6 separate regions of the Mus musculus genome follow, and all the other regions are linked to region 6. The links are chromatin loops, found by intact Hi-C in ENCODE. Cell type or tissue: left cerebral cortex. All regions are shown on one strand. Links, peaks and the distances in the headings refer to the core of each region. The heading gives the core; the rest is flanking DNA.

Evidence for each region. Peaks named below come from ENCODE experiments on the same cell type or tissue, not always from the same donor. Only the 100,000 strongest peaks of a DNase experiment are listed, where the experiment ranks them.
Region 1: a loop joins it to region 6, with 11 times the contacts of the local background. A loop is called at or near these places in 20 of 42 quality-filtered maps.
Region 2: it touches region 6 in a loop (5-fold over the local background); 7 of 42 quality-filtered maps call a loop at or near these places.
Region 3: it touches region 6 in a loop (2.2-fold over the local background); 2 of 42 quality-filtered maps call a loop at or near these places.
Region 4: a loop joins it to region 6, with 5 times the contacts of the local background. A loop is called at or near these places in 9 of 42 quality-filtered maps.
Region 5: it touches region 6 in a loop (5-fold over the local background); 17 of 42 quality-filtered maps call a loop at or near these places.

The regions. Positions count from the first base shown.
Region 1 is chr13:72,630,833-72,636,132 of GRCm38, reverse strand. It overlaps Irx2 (Iroquois homeobox 2), which reads right to left. Exons shown (of 5, transcript NM_010574.4): 2 at 5,157-5,300; 3 at 4,163-4,876; 4 at 3,472-3,547; 5 at 1,937-2,869. The coding sequence ends at 3,495. Among named protein-coding and RNA genes, the nearest start is that of Irx2, 4.7 kb to the right of the region's middle. In left cerebral cortex, for the core only: a CTCF peak has its summit at 2,856; DNase peaks (open chromatin) are centred at 4,168 and 4,312.
Region 2 is chr13:72,286,541-72,291,840 of GRCm38, reverse strand. No RefSeq gene overlaps it. Among named protein-coding and RNA genes, the nearest start is that of Gm41000, 250 kb to the left of the region's middle. In left cerebral cortex, for the core only: a CTCF peak has its summit at 2,553; no DNase peak of the experiment used is centred there.
Region 3 is chr13:72,367,839-72,373,138 of GRCm38, reverse strand. No RefSeq gene overlaps it. Among named protein-coding and RNA genes, the nearest start is that of Gm41000, 170 kb to the left of the region's middle. In left cerebral cortex, for the core only: a CTCF peak has its summit at 2,819 (motif pointing left); no DNase peak of the experiment used is centred there.
Region 4 is chr13:73,260,320-73,265,619 of GRCm38, reverse strand. Irx4 (Iroquois homeobox 4) reads right to left here and starts at 5,123. Exons shown (of 6, transcript NM_018885.2): 1 at 4,744-5,123; 2 at 641-772; 3 at 1-162. The coding sequence starts at 685. In left cerebral cortex, for the core only: no CTCF peak of the experiment used is centred there; no DNase peak of the experiment used is centred there.
Region 5 is chr13:71,456,066-71,461,365 of GRCm38, reverse strand. No RefSeq gene overlaps it. Among named protein-coding and RNA genes, the nearest start is that of 1700112M02Rik, 29 kb to the left of the region's middle. In left cerebral cortex, for the core only: a CTCF peak has its summit at 2,775 (motif pointing left); a DNase peak (open chromatin) is centred at 2,645.
Region 6 is chr13:71,961,876-71,967,175 of GRCm38, reverse strand. Irx1 (Iroquois homeobox 1) reads left to right here and starts at 3,453. Exons shown (of 4, transcript NM_010573.2): 1 at 3,453-3,963. The coding sequence starts at 3,688. In left cerebral cortex, for the core only: a CTCF peak has its summit at 2,608; a DNase peak (open chromatin) is centred at 4,463.

The DNA of each region.
Region 1 (5,300 bases), core at 767-4,766, 670 kb before region 6:
CTCCCTCCCTCCCTCCCTCCCTCCCTTCCTCCCTCCCTCTCTCCCTCTCTTTAGTCCCCCTAAACACACCTGCAATTTTATGTTCCTCGAGCTTATTTAAAAATCAAGTTCTCCAGTAAGATATTCAGGTCGGGAGGGAGGTGGGTAAGCTATGGAAATCTCTGATAATTTGTTGGGCATATAAACATCAAAGCAGCTTCATTAGCTTTGGCTAATCTCCTGAGGCCTCTGGGATGTCACAGAGAGAAACAAAACACGCCAGCCTTCTGGAACCGGGTGAAGGTCTGGAGCCCTTTTGCTGCAAAAGGGACCCAGTAAGTCCAGGTAAGAAAAATTTCCTGAGATCCACTTTGGTCACACTGCCAGCTTTCTAATTCTGGGCACATGCAAGAAGGACATTTGGGCTTGGCAGTCACACTATAGCCAAACTTCTGCCTAAAATGATGCCTGTTCATTAGAGTTATCTTGGGCATTTTGTTTGTTAGATCTTGTTAATTTTCCTACCTCCCTCCTAAAATTTTCAAAAGACTCAAGTCACAACGTTACATGTGACAGAGATACTGCCACTCTGCCCTTTTAGTTCTCTGCTGATTTGTGAACATGGCCTACACCAATAGAGAAGGGCCAGGAGGGCCAGGCCATTTGTTACTGCTGTACTGCAGCATAAAGTGGATCTGGAAGGAGAGATGGTTATCTCTGCAAATCCTAAGAAACTGAAACAAACAACAAAAAGACAACGAGACTACCCTCTGACTCCCCAACCCAGGAATCTCCCAGACTAGCAAGGGTCTCTGTTGAATTAATTAATTTGCATATATATATATAATCTTCTCTTTTTACCTCAAGAGCTCAGCTCAAAACATCTCCATTCCCAACCCAGGGAGGCAGGGAGGGGAGGAGAGAAAAGTATCTCATACCAGATACCAGAAACTGACTTTAGGTCTGAACCCTGAGTGCCCATGCATTTCAAACCCATCCCTAAAGCCCAAGCGGCCTTCATTTCCCCCTCCATAGGCACCCGACTTAGTGCCTCCCCAGGCCAGCCTGCTGGGGCTTTGCTTCAAGTACCTCAGATGACTTTCCAATACCCTTTCTAACAAGACCCCAGCAAGAGGCCACTAATTTCTATGGCACAAAAAGCCACTGGAGAGAGATCCTTTTGTCAATAGCAACTGGCCTACAATTTCCCATCCTCAGCCACATCAGCCTATCGGAGCTGGCAGATGTTTAGACAAGATTTTATAAATCGTTCAATCTCAGCCCATAATGAACCCCAACTGACCATTCCAGAGCAGCCCAAAGCACCAGAGACCTCCCCCGCTGGGCTCCAATAACGCTCCCCTGCCGCACTGTTATTAATCATGGGATGAAATAGGTGAGCCTCTTGAAAAATAAGTGTATGATTGATTAAAGGGCAATCTAAGGAGCCATTATTCTTGCTTTATAAACGTAAGTTATATTCACTCAATTTATCTTTGCAGAGGAAATAAATGATTGTTCGTTTCTTCACCGAAATTTTATTATATGGGTATCTACATAATTTGAGAAAAGCTGAAGTGACAGAGTGGTTGCTTTTATGATACTAATCAAAGGGGCTGGGCTATTTGGCTGCAAATTCCAGGCTGGTCCTGTAATTAGGAGGTGAGTAGACAATAAAGAGACAATGTCTGAGGATGTTTAAACTTTTCTTTTCCCTGAGGGTAAGGGTAAGCAGAGTGCCACAGTAAAGAATCTAACTTCCCGCCCCCTCCTGTTAGTGGGAGCTGAACAGAAAGAAAAAGTAAAGGGTTCTTCAGTAAATGTGCTTGATCTATGTCAACTGAGATACTGCAGGCTGAGGAAAACAAGTGTCCCCATCAGTCATTCCCTGGGGGAGGACTCTCCAGTATCAGTGGGAGGACCCGATCCAGCACCACAAAAGAAGATGAAAAGCAGAGAGGTGGCATATCCTTTTATTTTGTTTTCTTCCATGTTTTAGAAATTTACACTAAGTAGGGATTTGCATATTCAGAGAACAAAAAAAAACCTGAATTACTTTCTGGAAACACATTTCTATGTGAATAAACTGGAACCGTAGGTATCTCCCTGTTGTACATTAATTTCTCTCAGGTCTGCAGTTTTTCAAATAAGCTCAAGAAGGACGTTTATTTCACTGGCTCTTCACTTAAAAGGTGAGGTAGGACCACCTTTGGGGCAGGAACCAGGGCTACCGCTGGAGCTTCTACCCAAATGGGTCTCCAGTAAAAATGAGCCCCAAACACCATTTTCTTGTAGGCGCGTCTGTTTTTATTTACAGTTTTAGATATAAATTAATAGGAGAACTGATGTTAAACAACCAACAGAGATTGTATAACCAGCAATGTTCAAATAAAAACCAGGCAGAATTTATTTACAAAAGTTTTAGATTTCATTGCAATACAACTTGCATAAATTACTAGAAGCTTTATATCATTATAAAAATAAATATCAAATTTGTTTCCACTTCTGAAGGACTCAAGTTCTTCAATCACGTTAGTTCTACCGTGTACATTTTTTTTTACAAATAAATTTTACAGCAAGTCCTATCACACCTATAGAATATATACCGTGGCAATGAAGTGATGAGGATATCCTGAGAAAAAACAGATTGTTTCCAAAAGTCACACAAACATAGGGAAGCTATACTATGACAACAAGTTCTCATATGCCCAAACAACGTGTGTCCAGTCCTTAGAGTCTGTGGGTTGGCAGTGCAGTGTGCATCCTCTTATACAGTGGCACAAAATGTGGTCCGGGTTTCCACATCTGGGGTTTGTATCTGTGTATTTATGAACTTGGGAAGGGAGAATAGCCTCCTGACTTTTTTTTCCAAAGCAATTGTGACACCTACCTGTGGACCAAGGAAAAGACCAAATTATCCCAAATTCTTCAGTTCCATGTCAACACATCACAACATTCAAGCTTGTGTCTACTGGCTCTGCCTCTTTGCCATCTTTAGTGGCTAGAACTAGTAATGTTGTCTAGTTTTAAATTTTTGTAACAGCTCTGGGCTAGAACTAGAGTCCACAGTGTCCATGTGGATACTGAACACCAAGTAGCAGGCCCATGAAAGACCAGGCCTGCTGGTGTCTTTTTAGTCTTATTCTGAAAGCAATATCCATTTCAGGCAAAATACCCACTTTTCTGCACAACTCACTCATCAGACAAGGTGTCCTTTATGTGTCTAAAAGAGTTTTGAAGCACACAGAGATGCCCAAATCTTTGAAACCACCATCATCAACCAACAACACAGTGGTTGTGTGTGTGTGTGTGTGTGTTCTGTTTAGAGAAGTGATTCTACAAAGCAGGACTTGAGCAGAAAAGAAAAAAAAACTATAACACAGAAGGCAAAGAGGCTAGAAGAAAGCCAATACTCTATTCTCCAGCAAAACCACACCACACTGCACAGGACAAGGACTTGGGGGCTAGAGGATGCAGAGGGAACCCACTTACTTGCACTGCTGACCTTGGCCCTCCTATAGGTAGGTCTGGACGCCTGCACCAACAACTGCACAGCCCTCACTGGTATCTGTCAGGGGAGGGGCAGTTAGTGAGGACAGGCTACAGCCCCTGGCAGCTAAGCACCTCCCAGCTCTTATCCCTGCAAGGGACACATACTCCCGGGGCATCTAAGATCCACGTTATTTATGCTCCCTCCTTCTCCTTCCTTTCTTCCTCTCCTCGAGCCCCAGTCTCGGGGATGCAGAGTTAGAAACAATGGAGGTAGTGTAAGAAAATTAGGCCTCCGAGAGTTCCCAGGAACCTGTGCTTTCCTTGAGCCAAAGGCAGACAGAATCCCACTAAGCTCCATTTTTAACCAACACCACAGAAGAAAGACTACACCCACCAGGGAGACAAGCACAGATCACACTTCCTGCCAGTAAGTTTGCCAAAACAAAATAGTTACTTGATAATATTAACAGTAAATTAAATAAAGAGTAAATAAAGCAGGATAGACCGAAAAAGGAGGGCTAGCCCTTTTTGCCTTCACTCTTCAACGGGTCTCCCCACACTGGCCTCCCAAATTCTGGGTCTGACAAGAGGCTAAGTTGGTCCAAAGGTCTCACATTCCCGGCGCCCTTTCCCAGGTTTCTGGCTAGTTCTGACTACCAGAATCCCTCCCCGCGGGCCTCAGGCAGCCTACCTTTCTTGGGCTCGTAGCCGCCGCCCGGAGGCCTGTAGTGGGACTCCAGTGAATGCGAGCCCGCCTTGCCCGTGTCGCTGGCCGCCTTGGGCATGGCGTGCAGTGTCTCGCCTGGTGAGGAGGCCGCGGTATTGTACCGCAGAAGGCCCTGGCCTTGCAGCGCTGCGTTTAAGTTCCCGTAGTTTGTGTAGTTGCCATAGAAAGGGGACGTGTAATAGAGGTGGCGGCCCAGCAGGGGCGAAGCAGAGTAGGGCGAGCCTCCCGGAGGGGCCCCAGTCGAGGCAGGCGCGGCGGCAGCAGGCAGCCCCGGAGGCCCGCAACCCGGGCCCAAGCTTGGTTGCTTGAGGTCCGACGTGGCTATCTCGGCCAGCGACCACAGCTTGGGTTTGCTGGCGGGCGGCGGCGCTCCTGGCGACGTCCGGCTGCCTAGGGGCGTCTTGCCACCGCTGCCACCGCGCGGCGCGGCTTCGGGCGCCGGGCTCAGCAGGGGTGCCTCCACGCCGGTGAGAGGCGAGGAGGTTACGGGCTTGGGTGGCGCCAGGTCCCGCTCGCACTCGTCTTCCTCGTCCTCCTCGTCCTCCAGGTCCTCAAACTTGTCCTTACACTCTGAGCCTGATTCGCACAAGGCATCCCCGGCGCGGCAGGGCAATTTTTCCCCATCTGACTCCGCTGAGCACGAGTGGTCCGTGAGCGAGTCGACGTGTAGACTGATCCCTGAGGGGACGCGATACGGTGGGCGAAAAGCTGGGCCAGCAGGGGCACCCGCACCCCCATCCTCCCAACATTCAGCACCGGCCTTCCCACGACCCTGCACCTCACCCCGAGGCAGCATTAAATGCGGCCCAGCATCTCTACAGAGCCCGGGGACTCTCCAACCCAAATCCATTTTCTAGGCCCGGGACCCCGCGTGACAGGTGCGTAGTGTCCGCCCTTACCACTGCCCGCCTGGGAAGAAAGCTCCCTGAGCCTTCGCACTGACCGCTGCCCCGCTCACCTTCGTCCTCCGCAGAGGTCTCTGTGCCATCCTGTGCCTTGTCTGAACTCTCCTCCTTGCTTCTGGAAGCATCTCCCTCGTCCTCGTCCTCATCCTCGCTTTTGTTCCTTGGGGCCCAGGTCATTTTGTTCTCCTTCTTGAGAC
Region 2 (5,300 bases), core at 556-4,555, 320 kb before region 6:
TACACTAAATGCTTCATCAGAGGATACATCATATATATATATATATATATATATATATATATATACATATATATATATATATATGTGGATAAAAAAGTTTTGAAAATTGCAGAAGAAATTATTTACCTATTTATTTATCTATTTTTATGTGAGTATTGCACATCTGTGTGGAATTTCCTTCTGGGCCATACAAATGCAGATCTGAGTGTCTCTGTGCCAGGTCGTCTTCATTTTGCTTTCATACTTGAGGATGTAATGAGTAATAATTGTTAAAAATACACTGACCATTAGCAAACTGACCTTTCCCAACTGTAAGGTCCTCAGTGAATTAAGAGAATCATCACTCTCATTTTGCCTGGGCTTCCACAGACTGCTATGTTACACATTAAATAATGTTTTTTTCTGTATAATTAAAAATGCCCAAAAAGGGGTTCAGTGTACATGGGTTACAGATATGATGACCTTCCCGGGGTGCTGCTAGCCATATGACCTGCAAGAGCTTTTGATACTGTTTCTCAAACAGCTTGAAAATAAAATTTTAACCACAAATGCGAAAGAGCAGGAGGATAGGATTGAAGGGAAACCTTTAGTGTGTTGAATATTTTATTTGGTTTTTGAAGCAAACATTACGTAACTTTTAAAATTGTGAACGTCTTTTTCTCCGAGGACACATGGCTTAAGGGTACCACTGGTTTGGGAATCATCTTAATTAAAATTATTCATATGAGCTGACACGGCTTCTAATATCTAAGTTTCCATTTCTTGTTTGCATTACTCTTAATCAGCACGCCATTTGCTTCTGTTTTTGGGTGCCGCAAGCCAGTCAGGTGTGTGAAGTGACTTCTACCGGGTTTTCTTGCATCAAGAAGTTTGCTGTGTGCCCACCTGGGACCCACCTTTCTCTCTCAAGGAGAATGCTGGGAGGCAGATGCCAGAAAAGACTGGTGTCAATTAGAGCGTGTCACAAACGCTACGCTCATGGCTGCCCATGCAGTTTGGTTCTCCTGTGGGTTGGGAGGCAGCACTCAACCAAGAGCATCTTGGGATGCATGGCGTCTCCTCTTCTCGGCATTAGCTGTACCTGATTCCACAAAGCTAGGTGCGATCTTGCCCTAGGTAGCTCTGCCTTGCTTCAGGCAGACATATAGCTAACCTCCAATCATCCATACACACGCTGATAAGAAATAATCATACCTATCGCACCCAGCAGGCCTTGCGGGAGGGAGGGGCACGCAGGAAACGCTCCCCAAAAGGGAGGCTCTGCTAGCACCCATCCTCAGGCTGATTTTTGTCTCTTCGCCTTTTGTCTTGCTACTGTCTGGACTTCAAAGGATGCTTTATGTTCGAAGCTCTTCTCCATGGCAAAAGCCAGTGTTAAAAGACTGGGATTACAATAAAAGTTCTGCAGTTAAGTGTCTGAACTCATCCCTGCACAGCATTCTCAGCAGTTCACGACATGCATAAACCTCTCGCGCATTCAGGGCAGCCGGGCCTTTGAGTTCAGCATGGGAAACTCACACCCATTTATTTAAAGACGGGAACAACATGTCTTTTATTTCCTTACCATAAAAGGCTCAAGAGACCTGGGTTTCCTTGGTTGTGACAAATATGTTGCTTTTGAATGCATGGCTAGGACCCCCAGTGCTGAGGTAGATTGCCCACAGCCTTGCCACCAAACCCTTGTGTGTTTATTAACCTTTCGCATCAGCACCATTTCGAGTCCAACATTTACCTCAAATCAGAGGAAAAAATATATTTTTTTAAAAGTAATTTCTTGAACCAAATATGGTGGGGACAGGTGCTTTGAGCTATGTTAAAAAGAGGGTGAGGATGTTCGGTTCTCACATGGCAAACTTGTCTAGGTCCTGGTTCCTGCTTACTGTTGTCTGCTTATTCTCAAGGCTCAGGGCTTCCATTCTCACCCCCCCCCCCATGCCATCTTTTTAATATGAGCTTTAGATTGGTCTGTTTTTCTAAGGCAGATCATTTTAGATTTGTCTAACCACATCATCTCTTCATCCTGTGTTCTGCTCTTAAAACTTTCTCTCAACGATCTGTGAATTCTGCTAATATTCCTGCTTCCTCAAATGTTAAGTCATAGAAGTCTTGAAGAAATGTTTTATATGCTAATATTCCTTATAGCTCCTCCTCCCCTACCCAGTGAAATACTTGAGCACTTGGCTGTTTTTCTCTGCTGAGATAGGAGGTTTAAAAATGCTTGTTACTGTGGCCTCTTGATTTCCTTTAAGAAAGGACGGACGGAGGGAGTCTGTGCTCTTTAGGCTGCTTTCTGGGTGCTAGTGTGCTCCCGGCAGGCATGTGCCCAGCTCCAGGCTTCATGGGCTGGGCAGGGATGGATGGTAGGAAGCACTCCCAGCCACTGGTCCAGGTACCTGCTTGTTCCAAGCCCTCTTCATGGCTCACCTGCCAGTCCAGCCACACAAAAGATTGCTGCGCTCAATTCTGAGCTTTGGGTGCTCTGGGCAGGAGCCCCATGACGACCATTCTCAGCTGCTCCTGTCCCCAGTAATTAGCCCTCGATGGCTGCTGCCCCTGGTGGCTTTTCCTGTGAGAGACATTTGACACAGCAGACATCAGAGGGATTTTTCAGGGGACTCTTGTGGCGTCCGAATGGCTCTTAATTAACCACTTAGGTACCCTCCTTCACTCCCCCGCTTGGCCCTTCCCAAATGGTCGGGGTTGCACTGCGGATCTAAACACCGGGGAAGCGTGCTATCAAAAGATCTTGTAAATGAAGGCTTGTGTAAATTATTTTTAATGATTCCCTCCTGGCACGCCATTATGTTTGTAGTTACACACAGGCACTTCAGAGATGGCTCGTCTTCTCGAGGTCAGCTGCAGGACCGCGGTAACTAGCTGCAGTCAGTAAATGGCTTATTAATTAGCGCCATGGTTTTACATTGCTGAGAGCTCTGATGTATGGGGCTGGCATTGTAATTGTGTGGAATCGAAATAATAAGCCATCTCAAGGCTCCTTATGCAAATTGGCATATTATAAAATCATTACCTATCTAAACAGTGAGTTTTAATAAGAATTACAATGATGAATTTTATGATAATTGACACTCAAATTTTAATCTCTTGGATTTTTATCATTTTGGTGGTTAAAGTGTGTTTCTAATTAAGTGTTGCTTAAAATGCAAAGGGTTGCTTAACAATTCTGTTCCCTTCCTCTGGTTCACACGGGTTGCTCTCTTTGGTCATAGAGGACAGGCCTTCGTAGGAGTGTGTACGTGACATTCTGAGACACTTGTACAGAGAGATGTTTAATTGTCTCGGTTTTGTGAGTGTGATTTTGATGAGGATGGATTGTCATCCTCCAGACAAAGGACTCTAAATGGCGCTGGCCAGACTCCACAGGAGGGGTGAGACCCACGGAAAGCTGCCTCTGCATAAGAGTCCTGGATTTATGGTGGAATCAAGTTTTAAATAATTATGGCTTTGATAACACAGCTTTTGTCTTTCTAATCCTACCAACTGCAATTTCACCTTAATTTAATATTGTGGTTTACATTTACTATCACTCAATAAATAGCTGTGTCAGGCGCCTCCTCTGTCTTAGTTGCTGTAAACAGCACACGGGGCCCCTGTGCTGTCCTTTTAGAAACATCTTGGTGTAGTGTTTTCTGTCTCCTGTGAGGATGCATTCATCTCAAATACACTGGCATACAAACTAATGTTACACTGAGATACATTTTTTAAAAAAAAGCAGGAAAAAAAACCATAACAACATAAAATGAATTTGATTTTATAAAATTAATCTTGTACACTCCTGAGAGAAAAGAGGCACAGTTGTCACCTGATTGTTTTAAGACCATGTTACAGTTTAAAGCAAAATCCTTAGGATGAGAATTTTGCAGATCCCCTGATGAGAAACTGAGCATCTTCCTGATAGCTCCAAGGGAGCCAGAAGATCAGGGCTGAGGAGTCCTGGATCTGCAGGGCAAGGAGCACACTATGAATCTCCTGAGCCACTGCAGACCACTGGGCTGAAGCCAGAAAGACCAGGGGAGGAGGGCATGGCAGGGGCCATCCTTAAGACGTGGTTCTCTGCTGACTCTTGCTCTTTGTCTTGGTCACTGTTCTATTGCTGTGAAATGACCGTGATCACAACGACTCCTGTCAAGGAAACATTTAATTGGGGCTGGCTGACAGGTTCAGACATGTAGTCCATTATCATCGTGGTGGGGGGAGCACAGCAGCATTCAGGCAGACATAGTGCTTGAGAAGGAGCTGAGTGTTCTATATCAGGATCCTCAGGCAGCAGGAGGACAGAGCCTCTGGACCTGGCCTGGGCCTTTGAACCTCAAAGGCCATCCCCACAGTGAAGAAACTCCTCCAACAAGGCCACACCTCCGAATCCTTCTCAAGTAGTACCACTCCCTGATGACTAAGCATTCAAATATATGACCCTAGGAGGTTGTTCTTATTCAAACAACCACACCTCTCCTAGTACAAAATATCTCAGGGCCTTATCACGCAGCTGTGTCCTGTGCCCATCCCTAGCTGCTTGTCTTAGCATCTACTCCAAGACATGTCTCAGCCTTAGTCTTATGCTTGTTCCTCCAAGGACAATTGTGGCACCTGATTGACAATCTACTGGGCAATGTTCATGGCCACAGAATTGCTACCCAGGACAGACCAGGGTGCTTTATGTTATGAGTCAAACTTCTTTATGCAAATGTCTCAGTGATCAGGAAGATCTGCTAGTAGTGAGACCTTGGCTCTATGTGAAAGTATCTCATCACCTTTGTCAGGTTTTATTGCCTATGTGTACAATAAGACCAAGATCTGGATAGACAGGCCCATTGCTTGTGTCTACTCTAAGAGGCACAGGATCTCACATCACCTGTCCCTCACCTGAAGAACCAGCAAGCAAAAGATGCAGCTTCCTCTGAAGGCAAAAGTCTACTGTGGCTCCAGTATCTTTACATAGAATCTTTTACCACTTGTGGGTGTCCCTTTTGTGAGGAAGGAGACAGGCCTTGTGGATATTTTCCCTTTCCTCTGTCAATAGAGTCTTCTGGTCGTGTGTTGATTACTCCATACTCAGAGAACATGGCCTAACCCTAACTCTTGGAAGTGATTGGAGGTCATGGAACCCAGGTGTGTTCCTCCTTCCCAGACTTGAGTCAATTCAAAGAAGCACATTGTCTCTCTGGAAGGTCTCATTCCAGTGGAGGGGATTGCTGCAGGAGAGGCGTACAGTGGTTATCCACCCGGTCAGAAAAAACGAAACCTGGATAGGTCTCCCACCAACTCACTGTACCCAACCTGAA
Region 3 (5,300 bases), core at 616-4,615, 410 kb before region 6:
ATGATATGACCTGTCACTACACCCATCCCTGGTGTCCTTCACTGTCAAGGGGTTTTGATTATTTTCCTGTGGTTTATTAAGCTCATCTTTTCATTCAAACTTCTGCCCTTCCATCTTAAATCCTCCCTCAGACCAGGTTGAAAGACATGGCTCCAACCTGGTTCTAGATTTTTTATTTTTGCTGACTCCCTCCTTATACCCAGTCTGCTTTCCCTTCTCTCATGCCTCTGCCCACTACCCTGCCTAGAAAACAAATTTTATGAGGTCTTTTCTTTTTGTTTTGTTTTATGGAAATGAAGTCAGTCTGTTGTAGGCACCTTGTTTATTTACTGTCAAGGCTGACACTGTCAACTTACAAGACCTAGAGTCATCTAGCAGACAAGGATATTTGTGAAGGAGTTTCTAGATTGGATTAATTGAGAGGAGAAACCTACAGGAAATATGGGGTGGAGCATACATGGTAGTCCTGTGTTAAAGAATAAGGGAAAGGAGTGTGGAGGGCCAGCACTCTTCTCTCTCAGCTTCCCAGATGTGGGTGCAGTGTGACCAGCTACTACCTGCTGCCTTGACTCTCTTCCTTGATGGGTTGCACTCTCGAACTGTAAGCAAAAATAAATCTTGTCTTCTTTAAGCCACATTTTCCAGGTATTTTGTCAGGGCAGTGAGAAAAGCAGTTAGTCTTCCTCACGTAGGGGAGAGCACAAAATAGGTACAGAAGAAACATGAGTCCCCCAGACTGCTTGCCTGGCTCTTCTCTGCCTTTGCTCAGAGCACTTAAAGGTCCACAGGTTAGATTTTCCCTTCAGAATCTATCACTGCAGTTGCTTCTCAGGTGCTGCTGTCCAGCCAAGCTGCTCTGTTAGTTTTCTTCTTGCTGTCACATAGGACATCATACCTCTCTATGTCTTCTATCCTTTCCTGGTCTTCTATCTCAGTCAGAAATGATCCTACACCTATCTATGCATGACCATAATCCTGTGACATTCCTTCAAAGCCATATAACAAGACAGGTGCTTTTCCCTGCTACCCCTATTGTGCATGGTGGAAGAGCTGGAACCCCAAGTTACCAAAAAACAGAAGAAAACATGCTGCATGCTGCACAGGTAGAGAGAGCCACTGTGCTTCTGTCCACAGGTTAAAAACAGCACTCCATTTGTAGATATACAACAAAAACGTGCTGAAGTGTGCCATGATGGGACCCGAGTCTCTCATCCCACGAGACCTGTCACCATTCCTAGTCACACTCAGTCAGTAAAGGAGACTAACGAATGGAAACCTCAGAGTGTCCAAATTCCATTTGAGGTCTGGAAAGAAGGAAGCTGGCTGAAGAGGCCCCTAAGTGTCCCTTCGAGACAACATTTGGCATAAAGCCTTCTGCATTTGATTCTGACCAAAGGGCTTTCCACATTTTGCCCTTTGCTTTGGTTCCCTTGTCAAGGACAAAGATTTGAACAAAGTTTCAGGATGAGTCTACAGCTCAGGAGACATGTGGAACCTACCTTCCTGACCCTGCAGAGGAGAAATGGAGCCAGGAGCTTTGCGACTGTAAGACTTGCAAATATCTGAAGGAGGGCTGACCCACCACAGACAGCAGAAGCCATCTACCTCTTGGGAATCATTGAAAGCCACAACAGGTCAGTGCTACTTTGATGTGTAAGTTGTAACCTCCCGTTGGGAACAGAACTAAATTGATCTAGCCCTCCTCTCCACACTTGGCTTTCTCTTTCCTTGCTGTGGTTGGACACAGGTGAGCAATGGCTTCTTAAGCTGGACATCCCTAGAGTTCTCTAAAGCTCCACTGCTGGCTACTCAGAGGGCCTCTTTGGCCACGTGGTATTCAGGAGGAAGTGTGCTCAGCCCTCTTGAGAGTCCTTGACAGGTGAGGTGGCAAGGGAGATTATCCACTTTTTGCAGCAGATTTTGCCTCAAGTGACTCACACGGAGGGCTTGGGAGCCTGGTTCTATTTTGGGAAGGCTCTCAGTCCCCTCTGGTTATCAGTGCTCACAGCAGCACCGGTTATCTGGGAGCAAGCCCGGGGCAGAGTGTGAAGGGAGGAAGGGCCGTCTAGTTACTCTTGAGTGGGAAGAGGGAGCTGTGACAAGTGAGAAGAGAGGAGCTGGCCAGGCCAGAAGTTCTGAAAGACTGGCAGGTTTACTCTACTGGTGGGACCCCTGATAGTTCCCAAAGAACCCTGCTGGGGGACCATGTGTGACTGGGGTTCTGGGTCTTCTAACAAGTAAGAACACACTGCAATAGAAAGCCTGGCTTCTCGTTGCTTGCCACCTCTGGGAACTTTTGCCACAATTTGTAAAACTATGCCTCATTGTTGAAACAGCCTCAGGCTACCAGTATAAAGGGAGTGACATTAACCAAAATACATAAACACCGTGAAAGGGACTGCCTTCTCATCTAAGTTCCAAGAACAATGGGGGAAAATCTGCCTTTCTGCCATCAGAGAGTTTCTCTGTGGATGCTGGAATCTGCCATACACTTACCAGACTGAATTGGTCTGGAAGATGATATCTCTTTCTAAAGCGTTGTTAAGGAGGTGAAATCTCATGTGCAGGCGCATCTCAGGTGTCACAGGAAGCTGGGAAAATGGCCTCCCAACCCCTGAAAGAGGGAGGAAAGAAGGGAAGAGACTTCCAGCCCCATATAACTGTCTACACATAGCTGAGAGGCATCACCTCATGGCTTCCTGCCATGGAATGGAGGTGGCCTACCACCTCTGTCATGGGTGACAGCATAGGGGTAGATGGAGGGGGGGGGGGTGATAGCACTGAATTCTATCTAGTGCCCTCTGCTGGCCATCATTGGAGTGTGCCTGGAGTTCTTCCTTGAGAAACACTATGGGCTGGCTTCTGACCTCTAGGACGGAGCTGCCACTGAGTTGGTTTCTTCTCTTGCAGAAACTAGGCCAGAGGACAGCAGAGAGGAGTTCTATGGAGAAGACTTGTTCCATAGAGAACACTCCATGTAGCAAAGGCAAGAGAGAGGAACACAGACAGAGGGAAGGGTATGGAGACTCGCATGTCAGCACTCTGTGGTCAGAGGTTGACAGTCCTCGGGGCCCTGTATACCCACTCTAGAGTAATCCCTGCTGTGCCAGTGCCCCGGGGAGAAGGCATACCTACAGATTTTGCAGGGGTCTGTGCCTTGCTGGGATTGGCTGTGCTCTTGTCTGCCCTCAGGGGTTTCTAGGGACCTAGGACATGAAGGACCTAAAGTCTCTTGCTCAGGACAGGCAGGTGTCTTTGCTGTCTCTGGGCCTCTTGGCACCACTGCAGTACCACTCAGCTTCCCGTGATATTCTCTGTCCCCTCAGGGGTTCACCCACACAGTCTTCCACCTAGGTGTGTGGGAGGAGAGGAGCTGCCTGCCCTCCACCTTCCTGTGTCAGACTCAACCCTCTACCACTGCAGCAGCCAAAGAGCATCCTGGGAATAGGGGCCAGGGGATTCTGTCATCCACAGCCCTGATCTCTCTGGAGGTCAAGGATAGCAGCATAGCTGAATAAGAGACCAGCACTTGCAGTGCAGATATTGAGATCACAACAAGGGTTTTATACAAAATCTTGGAGGAAAAGGCACATCCCTGGGGCCAGATCGTTCTTCCTCTATATCCCAAGAAAATAGAAACCATTTTCTTGCTGCAAGGTAAAATGTGACAACCACCCCCCCTCCCAACACATACATACTTGAGACAGAGGATCCATCCATGTGACTCTGATGGAAACCAGGGTCACTGGCCATCCTCTCTCTCTTTCTCTATAATTAAGCCGCTTCTCACGTCTGCGATTTATGTGTCCTTCATAATGATTCGTTGTCCTGATGGGACTTGCCTGGAATTTCTTTCAATTCCATGTAAATATTTCTAAACATAAATATTAATAAATCACACGCTGTCAGGTGCTTGATCCCTTCCACGCCTCACAGGTGGTAGCTCCAGGCCCTTTCTGGTTTTCATCTGAGACAAACTCCAGAGGACTGCTGAATTCAGATCAGCTTCTGTGGGCCTCACAGAGAACTTTCACTCTCTTCTGACAAGCCAACTCTGACAGCATATTAAGAGGTGCGTACTCAAACATGGACTTCTAAAGACCCTGCATGAGCATGTTCAATAAACAAAAAAAGAATGCTCTCAAAGGCACGCAAGCAAACTGCCGGGGAGTCGCCATGTGTACATCTAACAGGCAACTACCATTAATCTTTAAATTATGGGAACAATTAATCAAAATGACTATAAGACACGGCCATAGATCTTACAGAAAAATCTAATAAAAATGGTTAGATAAGACACACGAAGCCCAACTATATACTTTCATCTTGATTGATCCTGATTAATAACCGTAATGTGGAATCTGTGCGCCTTCCTGGTGGGAAGCTCTGTGGCTTTGTGACTGGCAGAACTATGTGCCAGGGGCTCTGTGAGGTCAGGGTTTTTGTTAAGTTTTAGGTCACCTCAGAATTTTCTTTTCCTCAGCAGACACTGCTGAGAGGGAAGAGGAACAAGAGAAGGCATCTCAGTGCAGAGGCTGTGATGCTCTCTTGCTGGGGCTTCATTTTTCACATCCTTGTACTACAGGTGGTATGAACCCACTCATAGAGAAACATGGTTTCCCTGAGACTCAAAAAAATGGCAGTGAGGTTGGTTCTACCAGTAGGTTGTGGTAGTCTTGTGAAGCCAGTATGGATCTTCTATCCCATTTCTCTACAGTAGATTAGCTCCTCAGTACCTGAGGTCCGACATGCAATGCAGTACATTCAGACTTACTGGGAAGTCTGAAGCATCACCATTGTGGCCAACTCTTGGGGGGGGGGGGAAGAAGAGCATGCAGCAGAGCGATGAGCTTGACATCTTGCTCTTTTCTAGCAACGAGGACCTTCCTAAAGGCAACTCTTGGTGTTGAGGTAGGGTACCCACACTTGGGACATGGGTGTCTCTACAGGCACTTTTGTGCAGTAACACTCATTTCTCAGGGTGCCTACTGTGGTCAGTTGACAGGAATCGAGGTTCTGGCCCCAGAGTGGGTATGTTTCCATCCTATCCTGTCATTTCTACCAGCTCTCTACCTGGCCCTGCCAAAGCTTGTGTAGGGGGAAGGGACAGGTTAGGGACAGGAGATGGCATGGAGATGTCCTGAATCCCCGTACTGACCTCACATAAGGAAGTACATGGAAGGAAGAGGGCTCTGCCAAGAAAGGAAATTCTAAGGTTGGAAAAACTCAAGACTGAGCTGTACCAAGGGGGCCTCAAACTGGACTCCCAGGTCTTAAAGTCTATGCCGCTGACTTTTTTG
Region 4 (5,300 bases), core at 637-4,636, 1.3 Mb before region 6:
CGCGGCGGCAGAATTGAGTTCGTGGCGTGCAGTGGCCAGCAGCCGGCTCTCGTAGACAGGGCAGTAGACGGGCGCCTGTGCCGAGGCTGCAGGCCCGGAATCAGCCAGTGTGCGGCCGCCCGACTCGCAGCACGTGCTCAGGGAGTTGGTGGTCATCAGGAACTGTGGTGGGAGGAATCGTAGAGTGGGCAAGGGGACAGAGACTAGGGCGCTGGACCCTCAAGGACCTCACGTGTCTCTAGGGGCCTCCTGCTACCTATGACAGACATGAATTTTTCCCCCATCAGCCGCTTTCTTTGGCCACGCTTAGGCCTCACTTTCTTTGGCCACGTGTGGGGGTCCAGCCAGCTTTTCAAATCCTCCATGGGAATTCCAAGGTCCTGTGTGCCTTCTCAACAAGCATGTCTGGCCCAAGTGTTTGCTAGGGTCCCCCAGGGTACAGTTTGAAGGGTTAAACAAGAGGGAATTCAGATCCACTAACAGGATTTTACTAGCTCCCCTAATCCTCCTTCCACACAAGTCATGTTTGTTCAGTATAAGGGCCAGCCAGTCAAGGACATGCTTATGTGGGAAATGACATCTAGTGGTGGCTCTTCCCTCTCCCATCCCCGTTGTCAGACCGTTGTAGGAGTCCCTTTACCTGAGGAGCAGAGGAATAGGGGTATCCAAACTGCGGGTAGGACATGGCGGGTGCGGCCTAAGAAGGTCTGAGGGGCCGTTGGGGTCCTGTGCACAGCGTGGGCACTGCTCCGGAGTTGTAGGATCCTAGGCTCTGGGAGGACAGAGCAAGAGGTGGTTAGTTCACCCATATGCTGCTCAAACTTTCCTAACCAGGTAAGTAAGTGAGTGACCTTTCTCTTAGCGATTCTCTTAGTTTCCAAGTCTGAACACTTCACAGGGCTCTGGGACCGACTGGCCTCGCTGCGATGATAGAAATACATATTTTGCAAAACAGAACAGCAACAGCAACAACAAAAACAAAACAAAACAAAAAACTGAGTCTGTCAAGTCAGATGTGCGCGGCTTTAAGCGACAGAAGCGTTGACGTCAGCCCACTCTGTGGCTTGGCCTGGCCTCAGACAGGTCACAGGGATGCTGGCCGGGCGGGGCACAGACGATCCATGTCTGCGATAGCAGGGCTGAGGGCCATCGAGCTTTAACAAATGAACTCCATCCAAGGAGTCAATATCGCCCCGACGAACGGTGTTTCTCCTTAGTCACGGAGGACGGAAGGCACTTTTAATTAGAAATTAATTAACGAGCAGCTGCTCCTTCACACCCCACTGTAATCATTAGTCTCAATTACAAATGAGACCTATGAAGGGACACACGAGTGAGTCTTCAGTGAAGATGTAATCAACAGTTAAATTAGCCGGGCGCTGGCTGCAGCCGCCCGCTGCCCTCGCTGCATTGCGCCCAGGGAGGAAGGACATGGGCCCTGCAAACCCGGCGGGCCCCTCGCGCTGAGAATGGGACAGCGTGCCTCTGCACACTTCTTCACCACCTAGATTTAGAAGAATCTCAGCAATGCCTCTCAGCAGTTTCTACTCTGCACCAAGCAGAGTTTTAGAACCAACTGCCACCACAGGAGAGCCCGCATTCAGATGGCGACGTAATTTCAGATGTGTGTGCATGTCTCCCACGCCCTCCCTGGAGTCCTGCACTTTCAGGATCGGTGAAGCCAGGTACTGCGGGGCTTCCCGGGTCTATTACCGGTTGAGTGTGCCATTCTGGGCAGCTCACTGTCCCTGGAAACTGCCCCTCCCCCTTCACTCCAGGTCATGCCACTGCTCCGTCTGGCTTCACTTCATTTCCTCTCCCCTCCCTCTTCTGGTCGCCCTCTGTGGCCTTCCGCATCCCAAGGCTAAGACAGAGACTGCCAGACGCCGCTGCTCGCTGGGAAGAGCACATTTCCAAACTAGGCCCGGGGCTCTTCCCGTAGGCTCCTTGATCCTAGGGAGCAGCAGGGTTAGGTGCAGGGAAAGGGGCGTTGGGCGCCTAGTCCTGGCACCCTTTGGTCTGCTTCACATAGCTTCTAGCCCGGAGTGTAAGGTGCTCTGCGAGAGAGGCCCAGTAGCCTCTCAAGACTTCTTGCGCTAATCTGGGCCCTGAGATATTGCCCCGAGGTCAAAGCGGAGATGAGCGGTCTGTGCGCGGAGTTTGGTGTACCAGGGCACCCCGAATTCTCAGGGCTTTCATGCCGCGATCTTCCCAGAGCCTGGCTCGCCCCTACTTCTTTTGGCCTGCCAGGCCAGCCTTTCGCGCTCCGCCAGCAGCAGAGCCGCTCATCGCGGAGCTGTGCAGACTTGCTCCTAAAGATTCCTGGGTTCAGACCTGCGAATCGCCCCAGGGCCACCCTCTAATTAATGATGACGTTCGCGCCCTCTCCCCAGCTGCAAGGCTGCCTCCCAGAAACGAAATCTGCCGGCCCTGACAGCTTGGTTGAAAGTGATGGATGACTATCTGGAGACCGCAGTACACATCATATAATATCTGCTGCGTAATTGCTTTAATTTACAGATGAAAATACGAGTTCTCCGATCGCGCTGGACCGCAGCCGGCCACGTCCGAACTGCTTGCAAAGAAGGAAACCATCGCAAATAATGAATAGCTGCCCCATGCAAATTATTCAGGCAGTTTAGCGTTGGTAGCCGGGAGAGATATATATAAAGAACACGAGTCGAATGACATTAATAATTGTTTTTGAATTCTGTATTGATTTCATGGCAAGCTGTGTTTATTTCTTTCTCACCTGAATTGCTAATACCTCCTCCCTGTAAATAATAAGAAACTAGCCACCGGGGCTTCTCGAGTAGAAATGAATCTCAGCCTCTCCCTCTTCCTGCTTCTTCCCCTCCCCCAACCCGCTTCTAGCTTCTTTCAGTTTTCAGGCTTTACTGAGGCTTTGGCTGAACATCCGACGACGACTACTTTCATTATTTATTGTTTACAAACAACTTGCTTTCTTTTGACGATGAAGCGCAGGCAGAGGAGGGGCTCTGTAAATGGAGGTAGAGGAACGTAGGAAGCAGGAACCCAGCAGTAGACTGGTGTACCTCAGTGAGGGGCCTTTTTGTCCCTTCGTTCCTGAGGCCCAGGCTTTGGGGACTCTGTGGTAAGCACAGACTGGTTGGGAAGGAGAAGGAAGACCAGGCCTGTGTGTGGCACTCAGCTGGCAGCAAGCAGTGCACCCAGAATGAACATTCTCAGTTTTCTTCCCCTGGACTCCTGGGGTTGGGTTTGGAATGTTAATCCTGAGGATTTCCACTTTTCTCCTTAGTGGACTCCTGTATGGTAGCTGGAGTCCCTCTCTGGGGAAGGAGTCTCAGGGTGTTCCTTGGGTCCTCAATGCAGCAGCATTCTGGTCTGCCTTCCAGTCAGAGCTTCCAGGCTCCAGATGTTGTTGTTATCCCTAGTTACCCTGTCCCTGGGCCTGGGCCTAGGAGCCAGGAGCACTGGACTCCACTGTGTCCCCGAAGATGCAGACTCACATTCCACACCTCATCTACCCCATGCAGGGGCTAGTCAGGACTCCACTGAACTATTCTGTCTTCACTCAGTCCCTACTGGCCAGTCCTGCTACTGGCCAGCACCCACCTCGACATCTTGCTGACAAACTGCTACCTGGCTGAAGCTCTCTTACCAAATGAGATATTCTTCAGGCCATCCTTGCTGCAGATATAAGGGTGCCTTCTTCAAAGACCAAGCCTTGAGTAGAGGCACAGGGCTCTCTAAGAACAGACAGGAGTCCCAGAATCTCAGGGACCTTCAGCTAAAACAATCTTGCATAGATGCTTCATGCTGTGACTAGAAACTCTTAGGGCCCCTAAATATAAACCACCATTTAGCAGTAGCCAGACCACTTGGCTTCCTGCAGTGTGGGCAACTGATCACCTTTGGAGAGGGCTTCAAGAGATCAGAGACCGAAGGCCTGATCAGATACCAAAGGGGTGGAGCAGGGAGCAGTTAGCCCCAAGAATTGGGAGTCTAGGGTTGATAATGGCCACAGAACTGGTGAGAGCTTGTAGGAAGGCGGATCTGGCCTTGATATTCCTGCCACCACCTAAGTCCCGGCTCTCCAGAGTGATCCTCGGAGCACTTTTTAGCTACACCAAGAGCTCCGTGGGAGCTTATTCTATCCCAGAGAGAAGTTGAGTACAACACAAGGCCAAAACAGAAGCCAGGCACCAAGAAAGAGCCTTTTTGTCTGAGGCTAGGCCGGAGCTTGGGATGCCTGGGTCCACTTTGGACACTCAACTGGTGTAGGCTCAGAAAGACGCCCTAGGTGCCAGAGATGCTGCGTGGTGCGGGCACCCTCCCCTTGCCTCAGATCATTCTTTAGCAGTCAACCACTGCTCCCTTTCCTCAGCCAGTGGGGTGAGCTGCTGGGACACGCGTTGAAATTCCCGTTTGCTTCCCCCAATGCCCTCCTTTCTGGCCCTCTCTTCCTCAGCTCTCCTACTGCACCCCCACGGAACGTTCGTTCGTTCGGCGCCGCCAAAGGAAGGAAGGAGCGCACTCAGGGGGTCCAACAGCACAAGCTGTTCTATCCCTCGCAAGCCAACACGGTCCGCGGGGACCCGAGCATCCCGTACCCGGATGCCGGGTCCTTCCCATCCGCTTACCAAAAACTTGCATCAAATGCAGCGACCTCCAAAGCCTCTATCCGCTAGAAGCAAACTTTGTCCCCTCCGGCGCAAGAGCGATCCTCGCAAAGTTTGAGCAGCAGAAACAATTTCTTACCTGCGCCAGGAAAGAGCCGGCCCGCGCCGCTTAGGCGCCAGGGCCTCCGGGAGCAGCGCGCAGCCCGGGACGCACCGGGGAGTCACCGCCGCCGCTGCCGCCGCCGCCTCCGCCGCCCGCGCCCCTCGGCGGCCGCGCGGAGCCTCTGCCTCCTCCGCCTCCTCGAAAGGGGGGGAGGGGTCTCGGAACCCCGGGAGGGGGCGGGCGTGGGGACCTTGCCTACCTGCAGTGGCGCCGGGCCACTCCTGGCTGCCCGCTAGGGCTCTGCGCGGCCGCTGGGCGCGCGCGCTCCGGCGGGGAGCAAGCGACAACTAATGGAGACATTTCCAGGCGGAGCACCTGGAGAGCAGAGCGCGCCGGCGTCCCCAGGCGCCGCGGTCGTCAGCCGAGCCCGCACCGGCGTGACGTGGGCGAGCGAGCGAGTTGCTCCCACCCGGCCGCCCATTAACGCTTTCCCCCCGCGGGCGCCCAACGCTTGCCAACTTTCCCCTCCGCCCTGGCCGCGCACCGGGTGCGCGGGTGTAGGGGCTGGCATGAGGGGTTCCTGAGGGTGAGGG
Region 5 (5,300 bases), core at 630-4,629, 510 kb after region 6:
AGTTCCCAGATAATCTCTAGCGAGTTATGGTGACTTCATCTTGTCTGTGCCATGGTGCCTAGCGCTGGGCTTTACCAAAGGGAACCATCAATAGAAATAGAGTCAGAAATTGTGTTTCTATGATTGTTTTATCTGTATTCCCCCCCTCTCTCTTTTTTTATTTAATTAGTATTCTTCTTATGAGATCAGGTAAAATATCTCACCACAACATTTCATACATTTGAAGGTAAATTCAGAAAAAGGAATGTTTAATCCTACTTCTTCCTTAGATATTGGCAGGATCCATTCTGAGATGCTAAGGGAATACCTGAATACTCAGTCTTCCTAAGGTAAAACAAACAAACAAACAAACAAACAAAAAACAAAACAAAAACAAAACAAAACAAAAAAACACGTAAGTATGAAAAGAGCAAACTAACAACAAAAAAAAAAAAAAAATGAAGACAAGTCAAAAGACTAATGCTTAGAAAACCCAGCCAAAGAGTACACATGGGGGCACCCATGGCTCCAGCTGGATACGTAGCAGAGGATTGCTTTATCAGGCATCACTGGGAGGGGATGCCCTTGGTCCTGTACAGGCTCTATGACCCAGGGTAGGGACATGCTAGGGTGCTGAGGTAGGAGTGGGTAGGCAGGTGGGGGAGCACCCTCATAGAAGCAGGGGGAGGGGGAGGAGATAGAGGTTTAGTGAATGGGAAACTGGGAAGGAGATAACATTTGAAATGTCAATAAATAACCAATAAAAAAATAAAATAAATAAATTAACAAAAAAAAAAAGAAAAGAAAAAAGGAAACCTAAAAATCGATTTCAACTCCCAAGAGAATCCATTCTAGATATACCCATGTTATTCTCAGTCACCGAAGAGTTCAAAGGGACAGAAATGTATTTAAACACTGGATTGAAAGAGGTGGAATTAGGAAAGTCTGGCAGGAAGATGCAAACCTATTTTTCATTCTCTGGGGCGTGCTTCCAGTGTCCACCCTGAACCAGCGGGTCGCTGGGGTTTTGCCTCTGCTGGCTTCTGGATGAAATGCAATTCCACGGTCACAGTGGGGTTAAAATAACAGTTCAACAGAGACACTTCTCAGATAATAAAACAAACCATTAGCTTGAGAAAAGAATGTCAGTATGATGTACGGAGTCCCCAGAGGATCAATGCTCCGTAGATTATGAGAAATATAAAGAAGGTTCTGTGGTGGGGCGCGGGGCTCTCAGTGTCAGTCCGTGGCTGGATATCAGGGTCATTTTCCTATGAAGGTGGACATGTAGGCAGAGAGCCCTTGGTCGGGCCATCAGAGCTCAGAAGCCCCTGTGAACACAGGGATCCTGGAGGCCATGCTTTCCCTCTGTAATCATCTCTCTGTTCGGAAACCAATGGACAAGATTACAGTAAGTAGAAGAAAGCAAGGGAACCAGGCGACCTAAAACATTACACTTTGCCATCGTCTTTGTCTTTGCTTTTACTTTGATATCTACATTTCCAAAACATCCAGGTGCTCTGGCGCACTTAGCAACCGTATTAGCAGTGTGCTGCTGTGCAGGTCTTTCTGGCACTACAACCTGGAAAACTCTGAAAATAAAAATTTGCAGTATGTTTACATGATCTCCATGAAAATCCCCCAGTGCTAAGACAGCTTCAAAGCACACCCCTTTAGTGCTGGGAAACTGTTACCCCTCAGTCTCAAGTACCAGTCTCAGTGGCTTCCAAACGTTCTCTTGGACTGCGTGCCCCCCCCCACACACACACACTCCCCCTCCCCCACCCATCCACCCCCCCACCTCATGACTTCCCTGTGGAAAGGCTGTTCTTAAATGGTGGGGTTTTTTTTTCCTTTCTTTCCTAACAATAAAGTTAATTTGAGGATCTGATAGAAGCATACGTTAAGAGTCTTTGCTTAAGTTCCCATTTCTATCACCACAAATGATTTTTCTGCTTTTGTTCCGTCCTCTCTAACGGTAATCCCCTCTGCCTGGTTATTTGAGACAAGAGTAGATAAAGCCTTCCTTCATTTTCTTAAGTGCTCTTATTCAAGTACCCGCTCTTCAAATGTGCTGAGTAATGGCGTCTGAATGGAGGGTCCAGGAGGAGCAGAGGTGGCCCACGGGCCAGCGGCCTCTTATGCGGGTATCAGCCACGCACCACTGACCACTTGCGTTAGGTGAACCTGGACTCTGCCCCTGCAGACTCCCAGCATCCTGGGAGTCCACTCTGGAGACCAGGGTGTGGCCCCAAAATGGCTTTCTAGCTTCTGAGCTGGCTTGCTAGGATGGAGACTTACAGTGGACCTTCTAAAGGGTTCTCACCATAGAGAACTCGCTTAGTCATTTTAAGTAGGGACTCAAAAAAACCCAGTCCCTCCCTCTCTGACCCGATGAAAAACAGGACGATCCCACATTCCCAGAGATCTTGAAGCAGCTCTTTTCCAAAGATGCAGCCTCTGGCTGTGTTTCCTCCACTTGCAAAAAGCAGCCGGCTTGTGAATGCGTGGCTGGGGAGCCACTGCTCTTGGAATCTACTGGAATGATCCTGCAGATGCAGCGCTGGGGAATTTGGACGGTATTTCACGGTTGAGGAAGGGCTCCCTCCTTCTCTGAGTTCTCGCTCAGGGCTTTGAGTTGAAGACTGCAGCTTACACTGTCAAAACGCATGCTGATTTGATCCCTTTCTTAAAGGCTGGATCCTTAGAAAGCCGGCTCTGTTCCATGATAAAGGCCTATTCAGCGTGGGGTCTGACCCTGCACGCAGGCGTCCGCAGGGCCGCAGTGGAGCGCTTGCACCCCCTACAGGCCGACATGCGCAAATGCGGCCCCGACGCGGGCGCTCCTCCTCCCTCTGCCTTCCTAGAGAATTTTTTGGGAGTATTTGCAGATGCCTGGCAGTCCCTGAAACAGAGCAGGTAAGTCTTGGTTGTTGGCTCTCCCAACAAGGCAGGATCCTGGCCTCTACTACCCTACAGCTAAGCTGTGCCCGGCTTGTAACCGGAAATCAGGTTCTCACAGTCAAGAAAGACAAAAAGGAGAAGCTGTTTCAAAGAAATGTGTGGTCTGTGTGGATGCTTGTAACAGAAACTTGCCAGCCTCTGAGCCCAAAGCCAGACGTGATGCTACCACACCAATCTGTTAGTGTTGAGCAAGCCAGGCTAAAGCAGGTGTGTGTGTGTGTGTGTGTGTGTGTGTGTGTGTGTGTGTAAAACACAGCTAAGTGTCCTGTCCCAAGAGGGAAGGTTCAAGCCAGTCTCAAACAAAGAGACACAGGAAGATATTTAAAAGTAGAACCAACTGATTTTCCACGTTCTGTTGGGCTTTGAAGCACATAATTCTGTGCACCTTTGTCACCCTTTAATCTAAGCTGGACCTGTGCCCCAATCAGAGCAATGCAGTAAGGCGAGATGGGCCTCTTGTGACCGTGCAGGGCAGACATGGGTGTTTCACTCCACACGTTCACACTTTCCCCTGCCCTTCAGGCCATGGGTGAAAATTGGCCTTTCCCTTACCTCCCTACAGGATAGCACTGGCCAAGAGTGCTTCTAACTGTGGAGACCTGCATTTGCACTGTAGAGGGGAGGAGCTGCTGCCCCACAGCTTCCTGTCTGTAGCAGGTAGTACTTACCAGAGGCCAGAGTGTGGCCCCAGGAGCACAGCATCCCATGTTGTGAGCCATTCAACATGGATTCTGGGTACCGAAGGACTTGCTTGTACAATAGCAGTAGACATGTTTAACTACTGAGCCATCTCTCTGGCCCCGCCTATACAGATTCATAGATGTGTGATTATAAAAGAAGTTCATGTGTTCCAAGAATGACTTGTAATAAAATGTGGTGTTTGTTCACAGATTCTGGACAACAATGAGAGAGAGAGAGAGAGAGAGAGAGAGAGAGAGAGAGAGAGAGAGAGAGAACTAGTGAGAGAGAGAGAACTATATGCAGAGGCCCCGACCAATTTGTACAGAAATTCGTGCAATTAAAGGTCTATAAAAAACAATGTATAAAACCCAATATAAAGCAAAAATATATTTTCCACAAACAAATTATGCCCCTAAAGAATGACGGCATTCAAAATGCAAAGAGCAGCTAAATAAAGTGTTTTATGGAAGCTGCAGGAGGTTTAATCATGCTCCTTAGTAGGCAGGGAACCCTATTTTTCATAGTTGTAAAAGTGACTTTCTATTTTAAACTCAGAGAAGTTCTTTAAAAAAAAAAGAAAGAAAGAAAGAAAGGAAGAAGGAAAGAAAAGAAGGAAGAAAAAAAATCCCCCAGGTTCTTGGACCTGCTGAAAGTCTGCAAAAATCCAAACAAACATTACATTTCCCTCACCATACACTCATTCTTTTGAGACAAACAATGCCTTTGTTATGATTTCTGTAGGTAAATACGTACCTGAGATGCAAAAGAGAAGAGGGTCTGCAAAGAAACCCAGGGTTCTGACTTCCTCTGTAGCTCTTGCAGGAAGAGTGTGTGCTGCCATGTATACATTGAGGCTATTCTAGATGCTATGATGAGAAAAGCCACCCATCTCAGATTCTGTCAGCAGTACAGGTTATCTGAGGGAGGTACGAAGGGTGTTTAAAGACACAGTTGCAGAATCAGACTCAGAGGCCATGACCACTTCAGTGTAAGTAAGGCAGAGGCAAGGACAGGCTCTGGATGCAGAGACTATTTGTTCAAGTTCAAGATTTTTCTTAAAAGTATCTCAACATTTTTTACACAGCTCATAGGAATAATTGCTACTTCATTTGGAGAGAATAGAGCATACTGGTCTCTTCCTCCTCTTCTTCAGCTAGAAGAGGGAAGCAAAAAGAGACACCTCCTCTCATTGGATATCATGACTAAGCCAAGAGGGAAACTGAGGAGACTACAAGACTTGACAAGGCTTCATCACATCACTCTTTACCCTCAGCAGAATAACAAAGAATGTCCGATTCAAAATAAGTCAGGGTCATAGCTAACTATAGCTCACAGGAAGTCTCAGTGCAGTATGGCAGCCAACAAGTGAAGAACAGGGCCTCACAGGTCTCAGGGAAATGTACCCCAAAGCAATGTCCCAAAGGCTGTGCCGCTACACAAATAAGCAGTGTTTCTGTCACATAACTTGGCTGAATATCTGCCCACAAACCCTCAGTTGTTACCCCAAAATGGTGTAACCATTTTGGAAAATATTAGTGGTGGGTAGAAGCTCATAGAACCTAATTATCCCATTCAAGGTCTCACAGTTCGTGCCCCTGCTCTATGTAAACCTGTGTTCAGAACAGAGTTCTGCAGCATCAGTAACAGCCTAAAGCTAGTAGCACGACCCTCACCAA
Region 6 (5,300 bases), core at 548-4,547:
TAAAATAATTTCAGACCCTGGCAGTGCCCCCCCACAGCATGCTCTGGCAATCAGTGGGTGGTGATTTTTGAAGAAACAAAATTGTAAGCTAGCTTGACTGATAGCAACCTTAACTAATTAAATCCCTGTGAGAAGGGCAGTGAGAGGAAGCAGAGACTACCCACCAACAATAAGACTCTGGGAAGGCAGCACTAAAACCCAACGTTCTCTCCTGTAGAAAAGTGTCCCCAAAGAACAAGCTTCCGTCATACCTTAAGATCCCCTTAAAAACCAACTTGATCCTGGGGTAAACCTTAAGAGCTCCCACCCTCACTCCCTCTTCCCCAGTGAGTGCCCATCTTCTCCTCCTTGTTCCACAAACATTCACTTCTGCCTCAAAAGGGTGGAGCCCAAGTTCAGTTGACCTGCCAGAGAGTCCCAGCAGTCCTTAGCTTTGTGCTTGTTTCACAGCTTTGGGGCTACCAGACCTGACCAGGGAGTCCACTAGGTAGAGGCTTGGCCCACCTTTTACAGATTCCTAGGTCTGAATTTCTACTGCTTGCTTTTCCTTGACAGTCCCTGGGTTGACTCCTAGGAAATACTCTCTTGGCAGAGTCTCTCACTATCCCCATGCAGGGAAGGCTGCTTATGGTTCAGAAGATATTCCTGGTGGAGGGATCCATGGGTTATGGTGGTGTGGGTAAGCAAACTCCATGACCTTCACAGAGGACTCCTTATTCTGTATTGCTCCACTCTGTCCAAAACTGGCAATGAAGTGTGCCCCCCCCCCCACAAGGTTGTTAACTCAAGACTCCTATAGAGTTTCCAGACAGACCTGGATCACTTCTTCTGGCATATTACAGGAGCCATCAACATCTTGATCCCAAGTTTTCACTGTATGTTAAATATTGGGCAAAGGGGCTGCTTCTCAGCAGTTAGAGACAGGAGTTTCTGCTTCTGCTAGGGTATCCCCACCAGCTGCAGGTTTGTGGGTCATTTTATGACTCTCCTTTGTTCCTCACATTGCTCTCTACACCTCCCTGTTGCTCCCCACCCCTAGAGGTTCAAGCTTGGGGTTAGGAGCCACTGAGAAAGAGAGAAGGACCCATAGTCTCCGCTAGCACCTTCCAGAACTGGGTTTAAGCTCAGGTATCTTTCTTGCATCCCTGATGTGTGGCAAAGAACAGCCAACTTGCCCACACCTCCCCAACTGAGTCCACACCCTTGCTGCTACCCAGTCCTCAAGGGAAGTTACCAAAATTGCCCAGCTGGATCCTCTGGAATTATCTTGCAGTTTCCACCCATTTCCTGTCTTTGGTGCAGGAGACCTACATAGAGCGAGAAGTAGCAATGGTGGGCCAGTGGGTGTGAGGACAAAGTGTCCCCAATTCTCAATTCTTTCCCAAACCCTTTCCAAATAAGTCTAATAGACCTAAGGCAGGAGGCCCAACACCTGCAACTCAAGCAGACAGTTGTGGGAGTAATGACAAGCGGTAACCCCTCTGCCACTACATACTGGTAGGGAGATGTATTTGGACTGACTTCCTCCCTCCTTCTCTGAGGTAACAGCTCAGGGCTTATCTTTCCTGAATTTACCTGTCATCTGAAGTGAGTCCTGGGTTCACTGAGCCAGAACAATGGTCAGACCGCTCTTCTCCAGAACTTCCCTGCAGTGGTTTGTTTGTTTGGAGGATGTAAGATAAGGGTCCCAAGATTCTGGTTACAAGATGACTGAATAGCTGGGAACCAAGAAGAGGTCACAATTAGGAGCTTCAGAAGCTAGAACTCTGGGGGTTCCCTTGGGGTACCCTCCAGACTAAATCCAAGCAGGAAAGCAGGTCCTGACATTCCAAGGGGTGTTGGGGTCATGAAGTAGGCAGGGTCAGATGGAGGAAACAGCCTGATTAAGTGAGAAGATCCAACCCAGAGCAGAGAAAATGAAGATTACCTGATTTTCCCACTAGTAATTAGTAACTACTTTTAAGAGCTGTATTGTGCCTAATTACAGGCAAGGTTTAGTATCTGATTTCAAGACCTATAAGTGAGGACTTCCTGATGTTGCAGGAGACACCAGGCAAGCAAGTGTGCCTTAGCTGGTGTCCAGGGTCCCAATGGCCCTGGACAGCAGCATTCCAGTATGCATGTTGGGGCTCTCTGTCAAACCTGTCACTGTACCCCTTAATTCTCTGAGTCTGAAATTAGACCCTGAAGGTGAAGCTCCACCAGCACCGTGTGATGTGACACACTCAAGCCTCTGCCACATTATAGACAGCAGCAAGAAACGAGGCACTAGGAGTCTCTGGACATTTTGGTTCTGCACTTCCAATACCAATCTAGGGCACCATGAGCAGAAGCATCTTTCTCTGGTCAGCCGCACTGATTGAGAGAGGAGAGAGGAATGAGCATTTCAAGTCTGCCCTGAGAACAGAGCAGCCAGGCCCCTGGCTTTCAAATTGCCTGGTTCTTATTTTCCCAGCGTTTGAGATAGGAATTGGGCGGGGATGGGGGGGGGGGGTGTCGTGGGAGACTCAAAGACAGGGGACTGGCGGCTGTCCTGTCCTGTTGGACTGGCTAGTCGCAGCGCCACCTCAGGTACCTGAGCTCCACTCGTGTTGACTCTCCGCGTCTGCACACCTAGTGGACAAACGCAGGAGCCCAGGCCTTTCAGGCTTCTCCCAAACTGGAAGAGGGTGGTAGATGACTGTGGGCAAGATTTGCCAGTTCTTTTACCTTGCGAAGGTCCTTCCCCTCCTACAATTCTTTCCCCCACCCTCTAGGAGCTCTCCTCCGCTAGGCAGCGACCTCTCAGCTGGCTTGCCCATTTTAAAAGTTTTTATATTTGGAGAAGCTGACAGAGCGCGGCCGGCCACAACCCGATTCTCCAAGTGCAAGGGGGGGGGGGCAGCAATTTCCAGAGTATCTGTTGATACCAAGTGGGGCCAGAGAGACGACGCACCCTGTATCCGAGGTGTCAAGCCACGCGTAGATTTATCTGAACACTTCAGCCAAATATGTCCCATGGAGGTGCTGCAGAGCCAGCCACAGAGGAAAGGCTGTTCGCTATAGACTGTCCCCTGGCCCCAGGCCTCTTTCCCTGCCACCCCAGCTGTAGAAACGCAATCCCCGAGTTGCTTTTGTTAAAAGGGGATGGGGGAACAGATCTCCGTTGCAAAACCGGGTGTCAGACAGCTGTAAACCGGTGTCGACAGGTTGTCAAAAGCCGCGGGGGCTGGTTGGGAAGGAGCCTGCGGCCTCCGGACCCACACCAGCAGACGGGCCGTGCGCGCCCACCGGAGGAGGAGGTGGCCCGGCGGGCGCGGGGCACCACGTGCTCGCCGTGAGGGGCGGGAGCGGCCAGCGAGGGCGGGCTGGAGGCAGGGAGGGGGCGGGAGGGGAGCCAGGGGCGGGGCCTGTGCTCAAGGGGATGCCAATCAAAGCATCAACTTCAAATTGTGTCTGAGAGCCCCGCCGCCGAGCGGAGGGCGGCCGCCGCAGTCGGCGCGCGATCTCGGATACGGGCGCAGCCGGGAGCCGGGCGCCGCCAGCGAGCACTGGGCCGAGGAACAGCGAGCGGCCCCCGCCCCCGGGCCGGCCGGAGCGCGCCCGGCCCGCGGCCCGCAGCCCCCGAGTCGCGCCTCCTCGGATCGCCAGCCGGTCTTCTTGCCCGCGCAGTTAGTGTTGCCCTCCGCCACCACCGAGCCCGCGGACATGTCCTTCCCGCAGCTGGGCTACCCGCAATACCTAAGCGCCGCGGGCCCGGGCGCCTATGGTGGAGAGCGCCCTGGGGTGCTGGCTGCGGCCGCGGCTGCTGCGGCCGCCGCCTCGTCGGGCCGTCCCGGGACTGCGGAGCTGGGAGCGGGCGCGGGAGCGGCCGCGGTCACCTCGGTGCTAGGCATGTATGCCGCGGCGGGACCGTACGCGGGCGCACCCAACTACAGCGCCTTCTTGCCCTATGCCGCGGACCTCAGCCTCTTCTCGCAGATGGTGAGTGCTCCCGCCTCCCGCGCGTCCTCCTGGCCCGCACCCACGGGAGATCACCGCGCCTGGGGACATCGGGAGCGGCTGGCCCAACAGAGAAACAGAGGATCCGCAGGCAGTGTCTGGGAAAGGAACGAGAAGGGTCCTGCAGAGGGAATCCGGTGGCGGAGACCTCTTTCCCTGGGGACTCGGGAGTGCCCAGAGGCCCAGGCAGTGACCACTGTGGTCTTGGGAGGTTGGAGACCGGAGTCGAAAAGCGGGTTGCGCGCTAGTGGAGAGAAGCCTCCAGAGAAGGCCTGAGACCGCGGCAGGCTCTGGAGGTCCCGGGCAAAACCGCCAGGCTCCTCCAGTGCGACAGGGCAGGCCCGCCGGGCCCCCTCAGCCAGGGCCGCTTTACTAACACTGCCCTAACCTGGCGGCCGGCCTCGCCTGAGCGCCGCAAGAGCTTTCCCTTGGGCCCAGAAGACCTTCCTTCTCCCTCTTTGGCAGAGCAGAGATAGTTGCCCTAGACTTTGCCAAAAGGAACCGGTTAAACCTAGCGGAGTCGATCAAAAACATCCCAACAAACAATAGACATCAGCAGAGCAGAGAGGTCTCTTAATGGAGTGTGTAGGGACCATAGGAATCGGGGCTAAGAAATACTAAGTTGACATAAATTCTGGCTTCCGAAACGGTGTTTGCCTTTACTTTCGTAAGTTGCCAAACTTTTCATTTGAGCCGAAAGAAAAGCACTTTTCTTCCCGTGTTACATAAGGGAGAGTTAAAGGAACAGTGTCCCAGAGCTTAAAATAAATGGTGCTCTCCGATCTCCTGTCCCAGTGGGTGTCAGATGGGGGTGTGTGTTTAAATTTAATTCTCCACAGGAGTATTGGCCTGTCTGTCCTTCCGAATGATCACTTTTCCTTGGTTTAACGGAAAGGTCGGGCTGCTTAAACTTGAGGCCGCTAGCAAATTGCGAGGCGGGCACTGGTTTTTGGAAGGCAGCCCCCTGCTGCCCTGCTATCTTCTGGATAGAGCAATTTCCAAGAACCCTGAATTATCCAGTCTCTGGCAAAACAGACCAGACCAGACTCCTTTAAAAGGTTGGCCTCCAACTGTGCAGAAGCAAAGCGGCTAGCGCGATTTTCCGAACTTTTCTTGTAGTTTAGAAAGAAAGCCTATTTCTCAGTGGTCCGGCCAGCCAGTTGCCTTTCGGATGCTTCCCAACCAGGAAGATCAACCCCCATTTTGTTCGGACAGCCAATATGCCCCGGGAGCGATGAGAGATTTACAAGGTGCCCTTTCAAAAACAATTCCCAGCAGAGACGAGGCCGAATTTCTACTTTACGATTACAACTAAAATA